Regions from separate parts of the Homo sapiens genome. Here region 1 is linked to region 2. Evidence: read pairs that join two places in POLR2A ChIA-PET (ENCODE). Cell type or tissue: PC-3. All regions are shown on one strand. Each heading gives the region's core, and the rest is flanking DNA. Links, peaks and the distances in the headings are about the cores only. Region 1 has its middle 7.1 kb from the start of LINC02310. Region 2 overlaps NID2 (nidogen 2).

Region 1 (8,338 bases), core at 11-8,010, 640 kb before region 2:
CTTTGTGGTAAGAACATTTAAAGTCCTCTCTTTTAGCTATTTTGAATGTAAAATGTATTATTATTAACTTTAGTCACCATGCCATGCAATAAGTCACCAGAACGTATTCCTTCTGTTTCTGTCTAACTGAAACTGGTGCCCTTTGACCAATGTCTTTCCTTCCCCATCTACCGCTCTACTCCCAGCCTCTGGGAACCATTCTACTCTCTACTTCTACTTTTTTTAGATTCCACATGCAAGTGAGGTCATATGGTAACTGTTTCTCCATGCCTGGCTTATTTCACTTGGCATAATGTCCTCTAGGTTCATTCATGTTCATACAAATCACAGAGTCTCCTGCATCATTACTATTTTCTCCCCTAATATTTTACTCTTGTCCATTATCACCTAATTAATCAGTATTTTTATTTTTTGGCAACTCAACTTTATCCAGTCTTTCTAAAAATTTCAATCTGTTTTTTGGAGAAATAAAAATCTCTCTTTTGTAATTCCATTGGTGTATATACTATTTAATAAAATTATATAATTACAATAAAAAACTATAACAGCATAAACAGGTTTGGGAACAAACACACCTGATTCTTGGTGAGCATGGAACTCAACTACTGGGAATAAACATGTGTGGGTTAATGAAAGACAGCCTACAGGCTGTGAGCACTCAGCATGCTGGGGCATTAGACAAAAGTTTATTATGTAAAGAATGGAGAGTTATGGCTAATCCAGAGGGCTATTTAGGTTTTAAAGAGCCCTTCTACTACACAGTAATTTATTTAGCCAATTTCCTAGGTTGAACATCTTAACAGTTTTTCTCCCACTCACTGTTGAAAGTAATGCAGCATTAAATATCTATGCAGATAATTCTTCAGCCACTTCCATAATTATTCCTAGAATTGGAACTACTGGGTAAAATTATATACATTTTGAAGACTTTAAATAGCACTTTCAAATTTTTCTTCAGAAAGGTTTTCCTGAATTTTTAAGTATTTTAAAACACAATTTAAAATAATGAGAAACCTTTTAATAGGCAGTCTAATTAAGCAACCAACTCCATTTTTCTGCATGTGGTAGGAATTTAAGTCTGATCCCTTTATCCTAAAACAATGACTTCACCTCTTCCAAGACATGGCAGAAAAACACCTTCCTTTTGTTTTCTGTGGCAATAGCAACAGTTCCATGGATGGAATTTATTTTTCATCCAGTAATTCAACCCATTTTGTTTTAGGATGTGGCTAGGAAAAACTGAGCCAAATATGCAAGATTAAGGCAACTTGATTTTTATGCTGTGTGTACAGTTCTGCTTTGGGTTTGGCGGACACAAACAGTTTCCATGGTTTGGGAGTTTTTGTTGTAGCAACAAGTTCCTTGGGCAGCAGTCTGAAATGCAAGGTCCCTCTGCAAGGAACATTTTGAACTCTGAGAGTAAAAGGATCAGATCAGGTGATATCTTGGATGGGTTCTCTGGAATGCCCATCCTAACCCAAGCTCAGGCCAAAAGTAAAACAGTCTTCAATTTCTCTGAAGACTTTTTCCATTGTTTGGAACTTCCCCGTAGGAGTATTCAACTTGCTAATGTCAACAGGGCTCGAATGGGACGCTGACAGAGGCACGTGACTGAGACTAATATGAAATCACTATACTGTGATGAATTTAAAGAAACTGCTCTTCCCTGACCTCCTACCCATGTATTTGGGAAGAACAGGGGGTGCCCAAGACAGCCAGACTTGTTCATCCCAAGAGTGTCTGTCAGGGGAGATCATGGCACATGAGGATTGAGAATAGATGTTGGAAAACAGGCCGTGGAGGGAGTGCTGAAGATAAGGTTGAAACACTTGGCCCAGCCAGGCCTCCTATCACAAGAGCTGGACAAACAGCCAGAGCCAAGGAACTGGGCCAAAACGAGGGAATCTGAGTAACCAGGAAAGCTGGTAGGCCAGTAATATGAGGTCTGGGCAAATTCAGTGGAGACTAGATAACACTGTCCCTGGGATTTTTGATATACTATTGGCAGATATCTGTGTGGATAAATTCTGTTCATATAAAAAGGCTGGGATAAAAAGAATCATTATGGCCTTGAAGAGAATGCCTGCAAATGGCAGTAGGAAGGTTGGGGAGTTTATTTGAACTCCAGGTTTTAAAAGAGATGTGAGAGAACAAGAAGGTCAGAGAGACTATCTCTGGCCAGGCAGCTATTTCACAAACCTTTATTATATGGTTTGGCTCTGTGTCCCCACCCAAATCTCATTCCCACGTGTTGTAGAGAGACCCAGTGGGAGATGATTGAATCATGGGGGAGGGTCTTTCCCTTGCTGTTCTCATGATAGTGAGTGGGCCTCACAAGATCTGAAGGTTTTAAAAACGGGAGTTTCCCTGCAAAAGCCCTCTCTTTGCCTGCTGCCATCCACGTAAGATATGACTTGCTCCTCCTTGCCTTCTGCTATGATTGTGAGGCTTCCCCAGCCATGTGGAACTGTAAGTCCATTAAACCTCTTTCTTTTGTAAATTGCCCAGTCTTGGGTATATCTTTTTTTCTTTTCTTTTTTTTTTTTTTTGAGACGGAGTCTCACTCTGTCACCCAGGCTGGAGTGCGGTGGCATGATCTCGGCTCACTGCAAGCTCTGCCACCCGGGTTCACGCCATTCTCCTGCCTCAGCCTCTTGAGTAGCTGGGACTACAGGTGCCCACCACCATGCCCAGCTAATTTTTTGTATTTTTAGTAGAGATGGGGTTTCACCCTGTTAGCCAGGATGGTCTCGATCTCCTAACCTCATGATTCGTCCACCTCAGCCTCCCAAAGTGCTGGGATTACAGGCGTGAGCCACCGCGCCCAGCTAGGGTATATCTTTATCAGCAGTGTGAATACAGACTAATACACCATAGGTAGGGGACGCAGGAAGGTTCCCAGAATCCCTCTTCAATCTCTCTCCCAAATGCTTACGAAGGCTTGAAATTCTCCGGTAGAAATTCACTGTTTTGGAAAGTATATGATGCTTGATGGTATTTTCAAAATAAAAGATAAAAGTAGATATATAAACATGTGTAAGATAAAACAAATAAAAATACCATCTACCTGGTTTAAGAAAAATAGTTCATCCTTTAAGTCCTCTGTAGGACTCTGTGGGCTCTTCCTCTTTCAGAGAAAATTGTTATCCTGATTTTTGTGTCAATCATTGCCTTGCCTTTCTTTAAGATTTTACCTTTTACATTTATTGACCTATAAAACATATTGTTTAGTTTTACCTGTATTTGAACTTTGTACAAATAGAATCAGACTATATTCTGCAACTTTTATTTTATTTTATTTTATTTTATTTGAGACAGGGTCTCACTCTTTTACCTAGGCTGGAGTGCAGTGGCACGATCATGTCTCACTGCAGCCTCTACCTCCCTGGCTCAGGTGATCTTCCCACTTCAGCCTCCCTGGTAGCTAGTATTACAGGCATGCACCACTGTGCACAGCTAATTTTTTGTATTTTTTGTAGAGACGAGATCTTGCTATGTTGCCCAGGCTGGTCTTGAACTCCTGGGCTCATGCAGTCTGCTCATCTCAGCCTCCCAAAGTGCTCGGATTACAGGCATGAGCCACCATGCCCAGTCTTGCAACTTTTTAAAATCAATATTATGTATTAAGTTTCATATGTGTTTTTACAAGTACCTGTAGTTCTCATTTTATTGTTATATAAAATTGTATTGAATGAATATGCCACAAACTTAAACTCCACAATTGATAAACTTTTGGATTTTTTTCAAGATTTTTGCTATAACTGAACAGTGCAGGTACAAATATTCTTGCGTGGGTCTTCTGGTACAAGTATTTCCATAGGAGAGAAGATGTGAACTTACAGGACTTGTGAATCTCCAAATTTATTAGAAAGTGCCAAATTATTTTCCAAAGTGGCTGCACCCATTGGAACTTCTACCAGTGGTGTCTAAGTGTTATGTACCACATGTACATGTTATACATGTCATCACTGATTCTTGTTATTTTTAGAATTTTTAATTTTTGCTTTTCTGGTAGGCTTGAAATACTATTGCATTGTAGTTTTAATCTGCATTTTTCTTAACACTAATAAAATTGATCTTTTTACATTTATTGATGTATTTTCTCTTTTGGAATATGTTCAAGCTTTGACCATTTTTCTTTCTGTTTTTGCTGAATTTATTTTTATATATTCTGAATATTAAAAGTATGTCAGTTGTATTTGTTGCAAATATTTTCTCCCAGTTGGTGACTTGTCTTTTTACTATATTTATGATGTCTTTCAATTTGTAGTACTTAATTTTAATATAGTTAAAATTTGCCAAATTTCTCAAATTTCTGTTTTATGGGTTGAGCTTTTAAGTCTTATTTTAAAATGTTTTCCTATGTAACAGTCATAAAGATATTCTTCTATTTTTTTCTCTAAAAATGTTAGTGTTGTTGGCATTCTCCCTCAAGTCTTTGATTCACCTAAGAATTGATCTTTATATAAGCCATAATGTGGAAATCCAATTTGATTTGTTTTCCTTATGGATAACCAATTGTTCCAGTACCATGTTTTAAAAGTCCATCCCTTCTTTAGTATTCTGCAATGCTTTCTCTGCCACAAGCCACATGTATGCTTTCTATTCTGTTCTACCACTGACTCACACTCCATTGTTTTAGTTGATATACTATATTAATAATTCTTTTTAAAAATTTTTATTTTAGGTTTGGCAGTACATGCAGGTTTGTTATGTAGGTAAACTCTTCTCACCAGGATATGTTGTATAGATTATTTAATCACCCAGGTATTAAGCCTAGTATCCATTAGTTATTTTTTCTGCTCCTCTCCCTCCTTCCACCCTCCCCCAACATGTAGGCCCCAGTGTCTGTTGTTCTCTTCTTTGTGTCTATGAGTTCTCATCATTTAGCTCCCACTTACAAGTGAGAACATGCGGTATTCGGTTTTCTGTCCCTGCCTTCGTTTGCTAAGGATAATAGCTTCCAGCTTCATCCATGTTTCCGCAAAAGACATGATCTCACTCTTTTTTATGGTGGTATAGTATTCCATGGTATATATATACCACATTTTCTTTATTCAATCTGTCATTGATGGGCATTTAGGTTGATTCCATATCTTTGCTTTTGTGAATAGTGCTGCAATGAACACTTGTGCGCATGTGTCTTTATGGTAGAATGATTTATATTCTTCTGGGTATATTCCAAGAAATGGGATTTCTGGGTCTAATGGTAGTTTTGTTTTTTGCCCTTTAAGGAATTGCCATGCTACTTTCCACAATGGTTAAACTAATTTATACTTTCATCAACTGTGTATAAGTGTTCCCTTTTCTCCAGCATCTGTTATTCTCCAGCATCTGTTATTCCAGCATCTGTAAGTTCACCAGCATCTGTTATTTTCTGACTTTTAATAATAGCCATTTTGACTGGTGTGAGATGGTATCTCACTGTGATTTTGATTTGCATTTCTCTAATGATCAGTGACTTGAGTTTTTTTTTTCAAATGTTTGTTTACCGCATGTATGTCTTCTTTTGAAATGTGTCAGTTCACGTCCTCTGCCCACTTTTTAATGGGGTTATTTGTTTTCTCTTGTATATTTGTTTTCTCTTGTATATTTGTTTAAATTCCTTATAGATGCTGGATGTTAGACCTTTTCCAGATGCATGGTTTGCAAATATTTTCTCCCATTCTGTAGGTTGTCTGTTTACTCTGTTGATCGTTTCTTTTGCTGTGCAGAAGCTCTTTAGTTTAATTAGATCCCTCTTGTCAATTCTTGCTTTTGTTGTGATTGTTTTTGGTGTCTTTGTTATAAAATCTCTGCCTGTTCCTATGACCAGGATGGTATTGCCTAGGTTGTCTTCCAGGGTTTTTACAGTTTTGGGTTTTACATATAAGTCTTTAATCTATCTTGAGTAGATTTTTGTATATGGTGTAAGGAAGAGGGCTGGTTTCAATCTTCTGCATATGGCTAGTGAGTTATCCCAGCATCATTTATTTAATAGGGAATCCTTTCCCCATTGCTTGTTTTTGTCAAGTTTGTCAAAGAGATGGTCATAGGTGAGCGGTCTTATTTTTAGGCTATTCTGTTCCACTGGTCTATATCCCTGTTTTTGTACCAGTACCATGATGTTTTGGTTACTGTAGCCCTGTAGTATAGTTTGATGTTGGGTAATATGATACCTTCAGCTTTGTTCTTTTTGCTTAGGATTACCTTGGCTATTCATGCTCTTTTTTGGTTCCTTAAGAATTTTTAGTTTTTTTTTAGTTCTGTGAAGAATGTTATTGGTAATGATAGGAATAGCATTGAACCTGTAAATTGCTGTGGGCAATATGGCCATTTTAATGATATTGATTCTTCCTAGCCATGAGCATGCGATGTTTTCTATTTGTTTATGTGTTTTCTGATTTCTTTGAACAGTATTTTGTAATTCTCATTGTAGAGGTCTTTCACCTCCCTGGTTAGCTGTATTCCTAGGTATTTTAGTCATTTTGTGGCAATTGTGAGTGGGATTGCCTGCCTGATTTGGCTCTCAGCTTGGCTGTTGTTGGTATATAAAAATGCTAGTGATTTTTGTACATTGATTGTTATACTAATTAGATCCTCCACCCCAGCCTAATTATTCTTCAAGATTATCCTCACTACTTCCATATGTATTTGTAAACCAAGCTTGTCCAAATATATACATAACCACATGCATACAAAAGGCAGTCTTTCAAATAATGCTTTGTCATTTTCTCTATGAAGGCCTTGTGCATCTTGTTAGATATATTGCTTTATATTTTTAATGCTATTATAAATAATATTGTTTAAAATCTCATTTTAGAACACCTTGTTGTTGGTGTTAAAAAATGCAAGTGATATTTACATATAGATTTTTGTATCAGACAAACTTGATAAACTGTTACTAGTTCTAATTATTTATTTGAGCGTTCATTGAAACTTTCCACATGGATAGTTATATTAACTGCAATTAATGTGAATTTTTTTCTAAGTTTCCACATTTCCTAGGACTGACTAGAACCTCTGATAATAAGGAAAATGTATAATATAATTTACCATGTAGTATTATTTTTTTTAAATGTTAAAGTAATTGTGATTGTAACATCCATTTTATTTATTATTGTATTTGATTAGCTCATATTTTGTTTGGATTTTGCATCTGTGTTCAACAGTAAGATTGGCATGTAATATTCTTTTTTCATATTGTCCTTGCAAAGTTGGAATATCAAGGTAATGCTAACCTCATAAAATGAAATGGAAGGTATTCCTCTTTTTCAATATTCTGGAATAGTTTGTGTAATTAGGATTATTTTTTCTTGAATGTTTGGTAATTTTTGTTAGTGAAGCCATCCAAATATTGGCTTCACTAACAAATATTACCAAACATTCAAAATTGGTGAAAAATAAAATTTCACCAGTTTTATTTGTGAAATTTAATTTTTTTCATGGGTATAGAATCATTTAACTTTTCTGTTTCTTCTTGGGTCCATTTTGGTAATATACATTAAAAAAGGAATTTGTCAATTTTTTCTTTTCTCATATGAATATTTATTACTGCTTTCTATATTTGGCAAGTAGACTTAAAAAATTCAGTTTAAAATATTTTTCTAATTTTCATTTTGATTTGTTCTTTGACCTATAAATAATTTAGAAGTGTTTCTTAATTTCCAAACATGAGGATGTCATCTCATTATGATTGTATTATTGATTTCTAACTTAATTGCCTGATTAGCAGAGAACATGAGATGTTCTTTATGGTTCATTTAATTTGGGTAATTATCATAAATGCTTTATATATGCTTTGGCAGTTTGTGTATTTCAGTGAATTTTTCTACTGAATTATCTTAGTTCTCAAATTTATGGGCATAAACTCTATAGCATTCCTTTATTGTTCTTTAGGTAGAAGACTATGGCTGCTTTTAATGCTTTCTTTTCAATCTTTAGTGTTCTGGAATTTGACTAGGTTGTCTTAATCTATGGACATTTTAAAACTTATTTTAACTGGGATTTATAGAGCATTCTGAGTCTTCACATTGCTGTCTTTTATTAGTATTGGAAAATTCTCAGCTATTCTTTTTTTTTTTTTTACAAATACAATATCACTCTGTTGCCCAGGCTGGAGTGCAGTGGTACAGTCATGACCCACTGCAGCCTCTACCTCCTCCTAAGCTCGGGTGATCCTCTCACCTCAGCACCCCTAGTAGCTGGGACTACAGACATGCGCCACCACACCTGGCTAATTTTATTAATTCTTTAATATTGTTTTCTCCTTATTTTCTCTCAACTCCTTACTGTCCTTCAGGAATACTGCTTGAATTTATGTTAACATATACCATAGTCTATATTACATAACTCTTAA
Region 2 (8,338 bases), core at 288-8,287:
AAACAAGTTTTCAGGTTGGAAGGTGAGAATCCAAAAAGTATCTTCTAAATCCTTGTTGTCAACGGGTGGCCTTTCCAGCAACACTGGTACCTCACCTCCTAGCTTGGTAGAAAAGCAAAATCACGGACCCCACCCCAGGCCTGCTGAACCAGAATTTACATTTTGACAAGACCTCCAAGTGATGTGTGTGCAGGTTCAAGTCTGGGGTGCACCGGCCTATACTATTATAGGTTGTGGAGCTGGGAGGAGAAGAGCACCCCTTCCCCATGAAGTAAAATCATCCCCAGGTGCCCCAAGTACCATTTTTGCATTTGACAGATCTGTGCATAATTTAAAAAGCCTGACAAATATGCTGCAACAAATTGGGGTAAGAGGACACAAATGTTCTGAATGGAATCATCCTGTTTCTCAGAACAGCTGGGAGAACATTTAGACGAAATCACTGCCTTTCAAAAATCAGTGATGTGAGGTCAAACCATTCCCAACAACCTGTGGCCAGAAAACTACACACATGTGGCTCTAGTACATTAAACAAGTGATTCCTCTGTCACTGCGTAAAGGCCTAAAGACAGTGCCCCAAGGAGCACCACTGCCAAAGCAATGCTGACTACCGGCCTTCTCAGAGGCCCTACTCACCTGCGAGGCTGAAGCCGTTCTCAGAGCCAGGTTTTTCTAAAGCAAAGAGCCAGCCAAACAGGCCTCCAATTGGTGTGAGGGGGAGGAGGGCCTGGGCTGCTGGCTGTGGGATGTGGCTGATGGCCGTGTAGGCTCTGCCATCATTGCCCACGATATACGCATGCAGGTCCACATCAGTGAAGTGCACGGGTGTATGGCCCACGTGGAGGTGGCCACTCACTTTCCCATTCACTCGGTGAGGTGCCCCTAAAAGACAGCAAATCCAGTTAGGCTTGGACGTCATCCTGGCTAGAGATGGGTGTACCCAGGTATAATTATTCCACTGACAACTTCCAAAACTCACTCTTTAGCAAGTCACTTTAATGATTTCCTAACCAACCAATTATCCATCTATGAAACAGTCCTGCCTCCAGTCTGTTTTCTCCCCTCCTCCTTCTACTCCACTACACTTTGGCTCTAATGAGCTGGCAGAAGGAAGCATTTCTGGATAATCCTCAAATTGGGAATCAGCCCAAACCAGTTCATTCCTCACACATTTATTGAGCACCTGCAAGTTGATAGCACTCTGATTTAAGTAGTGGAGATGTTTGGTCCATAAAGCAGAGCTCACAGTGGTAGCTGGAAACAGGTAAGCAGCAGGAATAGACACACAGGAGTTCCTGGCCCCAGTCAATTACCTTCAGGCAGACAGTGCTTCCCATTTCCATAAAACTTGGATTGGCAGTGGCAGCAGAAGCCAGTGGCATAGTCCGTGCAGAAGGCATGCCGGGAGCATTGTCTGTGGTTGTGTTCACAGGTTTCCTTGTTGGCAGCATTATACGTGAAGACTGAAAAATAAAACAAACTTGCCTTAAAAGGACTAAATGATTCCAATGTCACTGCTGCATCGGGGACACAACATCTGCTCCATAGAAGCAGTTTAGATCATAACAAACAGTTTTTGATGTTTAAGAGACCGGCATAACATTCAACCCAAGGGAATTAATCTGCTTTGTCTGCTGGCAAGAAGAATTGCTTACTGCTCCCGGCTGGGTCCCATTGCAGAGTTGGTGAACTAAGATGAGACTGCACCCGTGGGTTTGAGTGCAGTAAAATGAAAGCAAACCAGTAAGTACATGTTAGGTTGAACTTCATGAAACCACTATTTTTGTGGGTCAAAAAGGGCTAAATATCAGCACTTTTATATGGTTCAACCTAAACACATCCTGAGAGGAAGACATAATAGAGAAGCTAACAAATGTCTTATGTCTAACCATCCTTCTTTTAGGGAACACTGAACTTAAAAAAGATAATAGCTGGTCTCGCTACCAAGATTGTTTTGAGGGAAGGGTCTTAAAGAACACACGCACCTACCTCAAAGAAAAGGCATGGGGAGAAGGGGACAGAGGAGGGCAAAACAACAGGGATTCAAGCTATTAAAATGCCCTATGCCCTTGGCAGGGTTTAACTATGATGGGTATGGTACAAGCATGATTTCCACGCAGTAGCAGACAGCTTGGGCCCCACTCGCAGATCTTCCAAGAAATTATGGAGGACTAGGATAAATTCAGTGCTCTGGCAGCTGTTTCTTCCATTTCCTACTTATTCTGCCCATTAAAAGAAGAGGGCCATCTGTGCTGCAAAGAAATGGGGAAACTGGAGCAAATGCCATAGTTCATAAAGGAAATAGCCAAGGGGGTAGGGTGTGGCGGGGGTTGTGGATGGACAGGAGGGTGCTTTCTCCGGGGCACTAGGAAATATGCCAATCCCAAGCATGGCCACCAGGAGGCCAAGCGGCTGCACACACCTCTGCCTCCACATCCCCAGGAGGTGGAGTTGGCTGGAGACTCCAGGAGCATGCTGTTGAGCAGGGATGGCATGGAATTCTAGTGTGAGACACGGATGCTGGCATGAAGGAGGACACCCACCCTACTCTTAGGAAAAACCAAGTGGTAGTTGTGTTCCAGGTCTATCTGGAAACGAGGAGACAGGAGGGGAGGAAGAAATCCAAAGATCAATCTTTACCCAGTATTCCCAGGGAGAACAGAAAGTAAAGGAGCTAATGAGACATAGCATTATAGGTACAATGTCACCAAGATAAAGACCTCCATCAGCAAATAAAAATATAACAAAGTTAACACTTCAATCGCGCTTAACATATACAAGCTTTACATTTAACAACCTTTTTTTTTTTTTTTTTTTTTGAAACGGAGTCTCGCTCTGTCGCCCAGGCTGGAGTGCAGTGGCACGATCACAGCTCACTGCAAGCTCCACCTCCCAGGTTCACGCCATTCTCTTGCCTCAGCCTCCTGAGTAGCTGGGACTACAGGCACCCACCACCACGCCTGACTAATTTTTTGTATTTTTTAGTAGAGACAGGGTTTCACCATGTTAGCCAGGATGGTCCTGATCTCCTGACCTCGTGATCCACCTGCCTCGGCCTCCCAAAGTGCTGGGATAACAGGCGTGAGCCACCCCGCCCGGCCAACAACTCTTAATTTGCACAACAACCCTAGGTAGCAGGGACTTTTTTTTGTTGCTGTTGTTGAGACAGGGTTTTGCTCTGTCACCCAAGCTGGAGAGCAGTGGTGCCATCTCGGCTCACTGAAAGCTCGACTTCCCAGGCTCAAGTGATCCTCCTATTTCAGCCTTTTGAGTAGCCGCAGCCACAAGCATGCATCACACCTGCCTACTTTATTTTTTGGTAGGGTGGGTTGGGGGGAGGGGTCTCCCTGCGTTGCCCAGGTTGGTCTCGGTCTCGAACTCCTGGGCTCAAGTGATCTTCCCACCTAGGCCTCCCAAAATGCTGGGATTACAGGTATGAGCCACCACTCTGGCCAGGGACAATTTTTTAACCCGTTTGCAGATAAAGCTGAGGCACAGTAGACTAAAGCACCTGAAGTCGCATAGGCAGTGAGTGGCAAAGGTGGGAACCGAACCTAGGACATCTAGCTGGAGAATCTTAACTGCTACTCTCCACGACCCCTTCAATGGGATCCAAGTACGGAGATCATGAGCACTAGATTAGGGGTCACCACATGTCTGGGGTTAATCAGCACAGACTTCAAGTATAATTCGAGTCATACTTTATAAACTGGGTTTAATGGTAGAAGCAAGCAGGGAAGATTATCGAGATGACTATTACAGCATGTTGAAAAACAGCACAGGTAAGAAATGAGAGTAGCAGCAGCGGCATTAGCTTTTGAACAGTACTGGAGTGCTGCCTGCAGATCCTTGGGAAAGCAGCAAGCTGAGGGTTGGCAGGACAGACAGTGTAGGTTCAAGTGGAAAATCTGATTAGAACATAGTAGGAATGAAGTTATGACTCAAGATTTAGTATAGGGCCTTGATGACTTGGCTAAGAAATTCCAGTTTGATAAAAATAGAAAATTAGGCATGACTCAACTTTATTTAAACAAGAAAGTGACAAGCTTAACTTAAACAGAAAAGTGATATAAAACTCAAGGCAGAAAAAAAAAAAAAAAAAACCCAGGATGGATCATGGTAAAATAGATGGCTGTGAAGAAAACTGTATCACTGTCTATTAGTTTAAGAAAGGGAAAAAAACATTTAGAGTAAAAGGAAATGAATGTAACTTGGATGTGTCAAAATCTCAGGTTTCTCCAGCTCAGAAATTCACAACTAAGTGTAAGGAAGCAGCTACAGGAGGGACTCACACACTCACCAGTGTGCTCATGGCTTAAGGGCCATCAGGACTTTCTCCCAGAGCTCAAGGAATGAGGGGCTGCAGAAAGCGCCAAGCTCTAGGACTCAACCTCAGCCCTCCCTCGGGGGCTTTGTGGAAACTATGCAAACTGTCTTTCAGCTTCCTCATCTCTAAAATAAGTAGAACACCTCTTCCTCACCCCTGCATTGCCAGAAGTCGCATTTCTTCTTAATGTACTTCTGAACACCAAGTAAAAAGGCAATCTGCTATAGGTCTAAAGAACAGCCATTTGGCTGGGCCCGGCAGCTCACACCTGTAATCCCAGCACTTTGGGAGGCCGAGGCAGGCGGATCACGAGGTCAGGAGACTGAGACCATCCTGGCTAACACGGTGAAACCCCGTCTCTACTAAAAATACAAAAAATTAGCCAGGCGTGGTGGTGGGCGCCTGTAGTCCCAGCTACTCGGGAGGCTGAGGCAGGAGAATGGCGTGAATCTGGCAGGCGGAGCTTGCAGTGAGCCGAGATCGCACCACTGCACTCCAGCCTGGGCGACAGAGAGAGACTCCATCTCAAAAAAAAAAAAAAAAAAAAGCCGTTTTCATAATATTCAGATAAAAATCAATCCAAACTTTACAAGCTGTTCTGCCCACAAATTAAGGAAATAACAGGCTTGGATTGTATCTTATTTCAGTTATTTTGTGAAGCCTTATTCTGCAACCCAATTCTTATTCTGAGGCTGAATTATGAAACAAGGAGAGAGAAGATGGAGGAGAGACAGTCTAGATATGGAGAGTTAAACTAGGTGGAGTCATAGCTTTTATCTAAGTAAAAAGAGGCAGGGCGATGCAGCCAGCAACTTACAAGTGCAACTGTGCAAAGGTTTATAAATAGATTGGAAGCTGTACTACATTTTTCTATTACAGAAAAAGAAGTTATAACAATGAGCAGGCTCCCATGAAAGGCTATTATGAGACTTAAACTGTAATTACAATGGGCTAACTAGTTACTGTTAAGCTAACCTGGGAGTCTTTTTAAACAGTTTTGTGGAATATTGTATTTTTAGGATGGTACTTACTGAGCCAAGAACACACACTGTCTCTTTCAGCTTCATAACAGCCACATGAAGGAAAGAAGATGGATCAGCCCCTAATCCGGGGGAAGGCAAGCCTCCATTTATAATCCCTCTTCCACGCCTGCCTTCATACCCAAGTGCACACACAGGTTTGCACACTTACCATTTACAATGGCAGCTTGTTAGGTGAAAGGTAAATGCTTCTTACAATTTTTGTTCATTCATTCACTAATTCAACAAGTATTTACTGAGCATTCACTATAGACCTGTACCTAGTCTAGAAACTGAGGACATGGCAGGGAGCAAAAGAGACAAAAATTCACATCCTGAAGCTTACATTCTCCCCAGCAGCAGTCAATAAACAAGTAAATTACTTAGTGGGGTGGATGTGTAAGAGCTGTGCAAAGAAATACAGCAGAGAAAGACAAGAGGGTGGGAGGGGGCAGGTGTACATGGCTCTTTTTAATAGCATGGTCAGGGAAGACCTCAGGAGAAGGTGACTGAGCAGAGGCCAGGAGGAGGTGAGGGAGTGAACCCCACAGATGAGGGCAGGCGTGGTGCTGTGTCAGGCAGGAGGGGTGTGTGGGCATGTGGGAGGGATGGTGAGAGAAGAGGTGGCCTGGGTCATTCATGCAGGGTCTCAGAGATCACAGGAAGGATTTGAGCTTTCATCTGAGTGAGATGGGAAGCACTAGAGGGTTTCGAGCAGAAGAGTAACATGCTCCGACTACAGTAAATCAGACAGGAGCTGGTCCCTTGGTGGTAAGAAGTGCTGGTACAGGGGATAAGAAGGGCCCAGGTCTGGGATATTCTGAAGGTGGAACCGAGAGGGTTTGCTGGTAGACTGGATGTGGGATGATGTTCAGTCCTGATGTGGGAAACCAAAAGGGTGGAGCTGCCAGTTACTGAGATAGGGAGACTGAGGAGGAGCAGGTTTGTGGGGTTCAGTTCTGACAACAGCATGAGGCATCAAGGAAATTCACCAAGGGGTGAATAACAACTTACACCCTCAGCACAGCACCATGCAGTCCTTCACACGGAGAGCTGCATTTCTCCCGGTGGATTCCAGAGACCACTGCATCAGGATCACCTGAGATTTCTGTTAAAAATGCAAATTCTGAGGGCCCACCTTAGACCTACCAGTTCCACTCTCTGGGTGCATCCTAGCAATCTACACTTTAGCCACCCCGCCAGTGATTCTCACACCAATTGGTGTTGATAGAAGGCTTGGGATACAACAAGCCTTGGATTTCTGAGCTAGGTGTTGCTCATCAATGTCGTTAACAAATTTAATCTGACCAATTGGCAGCTCCTGGGGTGGGCAGAATGTTAGGAAATTTCTCGTGCTCATTTCTGGCCACCTGAGAAGCTGAGCTCAGTGCTTACGGCCCATTTGGGCATCCATCCACAAGAATACAACGTGAAGATTCTTTAGTGAAAGTAATACAGACGCACAGCAGCCAGATAGCCCTTCCCTGAAGAAGGGGGAGACCTGGAGCTAGAACGGTGCTGAGCCCACGTGCAGCTATTTATCCAGGGCGAGAAAAGCCAGACCTCCGGCCAACGTGACTGCTCAAATTTCTATGGGAATTGCAGTGAAATTCAAAGAGGCTGAACTTCTTGAAGGCTGGGAATCAAGATCTGGATCCCAGCTAGATGAGATGTGCAATAAACCCACCCGAGGAAAAGTGGCACTTTTTCTTTTCGGTGGTCATTTTCATGTCCCTATCATGGCTTTGAGTGTATTTTCATGCACTTCTTCCTATTCTAGTTAGAAGATATCTCCATTTTATAAATGAGAAAATTGAGGCCTACAGAGATGAAACAATCTTCTGGCTCTAAATCCCATCAAATTGAGGGGGCATCAGAATCACTGAAGTGCAGAGGAATATGGCAGGGTCAGACAAGAGGGTGAGAGAGGGCAGGCACACCTGGCTCTTTGAAATAGTATGGTCAGGGAAGACCTCGGGAGAAGGAGACATTTGGGCAGAGGCCTGGAGGTGTTGAAGGAGTGAGGTGGCTTAAAAATGCAGTTTCTGGTTCAGAAGGTAGAGGAGGCGCTTGGAAATCAGTGTTTTTAACCAGGCTCCCAGCTGAGTGAGAGGAAGGTGGATGAGTGCCCACACTTTGAGAAATACAGTTTCTAGTCCATGGCCTCCTCTGGGACCCACACTATGCCAGGAAGCTCCTGCCACGGAGAGTCAGACCATAAAGAAGTTTGCTGACACCTCAGGGCACAGCAGGAGGGTGGAGGCTGGCCAGGTTTGAATGAACTCATTTTGTCATGGATTTGTTAACTGAGGTTTGATAGTTGCTAAAGGATTCTTAACATGAAGATTTTTTAAATCTCTTTTTTTTCTATTTAATGTTTTTTTTGTTTGTTTTTAACTTTTCTCATGTCCTTAATAGAAAGAAAAATGGGGTGGGGAGATATCAGAGGAAAGAAAGAAATGCCCTGCCAAAGGACTTGAGACTTGTCCTAACTAGGAGTTCGTAACAAAAATGGAAAATTCTCCTCTGCACTTGTTCTGAGCCATCTTTCAATCTTCATTTTCCCAGAAACACTTAAGCACCTGTCTGCAGCCCTTGGCCGGCCTGCCCTTCTTCACAGAAGGCCCTGGGCCAGACACAGGGGAGGTTCCATGGTGTCGACTGGGTTCACTGGGCCAACACAGAGGGACACAGGAGGCTTCGTGCACAGGGCTGCTTCAGGACAGCTGGAGCAACTACTAACAATTTTTACTGCTACCTCAAAAAAAAAAAAAGTCATTTTCACCGCAGGAAAAATTCTTCTAAGTTTTCCCATCTCTCAGAATGACAGACTAGTTAGAAAAACCATATCCAACTTTATAACAAACAGTGGAATGCTTTTTCGTCCAGTTTTCATGTTTGTTTAATTTTGATGTGTGTGGCATGTAATGATGCTGGTGGCAGTGATCACGACCCTGGGGGTGGCCTTTTACAACTGCTGGCATGACACTAA

Evidence for each region. ChIA-PET counts read pairs that join two places held together with the same protein. Peaks named below come from ENCODE experiments on the same cell type or tissue, not always from the same donor. Only the 100,000 strongest peaks of a DNase experiment are listed, where the experiment ranks them.
Region 1: POLR2A ChIA-PET joins it to region 2 with 7 read pairs; 2 of 35 experiments call an interaction of 5 or more read pairs at or near these places.

What each region holds. Positions count from the first base shown.
Region 1 is chr14:51,400,108-51,408,445 of GRCh38, forward strand. It overlaps a transcript of FRMD6 not described here. Among named protein-coding and RNA genes, the nearest start is that of LINC02310, 7.1 kb to the left of the region's middle. In PC-3, for the core only: no CTCF peak of the experiment used is centred there; no DNase peak of the experiment used is centred there; H3K27ac peaks cover 440 bases.
Region 2 is chr14:52,041,469-52,049,806 of GRCh38, forward strand. NID2 (nidogen 2) reads right to left here. Exons shown (of 22, transcript NM_007361.4): 6 at 1,314-1,463; 7 at 637-882. Among named protein-coding and RNA genes, the nearest start is that of NID2, 23 kb to the right of the region's middle. In PC-3, for the core only: a CTCF peak has its summit at 2,421; a DNase peak (open chromatin) is centred at 3,923; H3K27ac peaks cover 1,520 bases.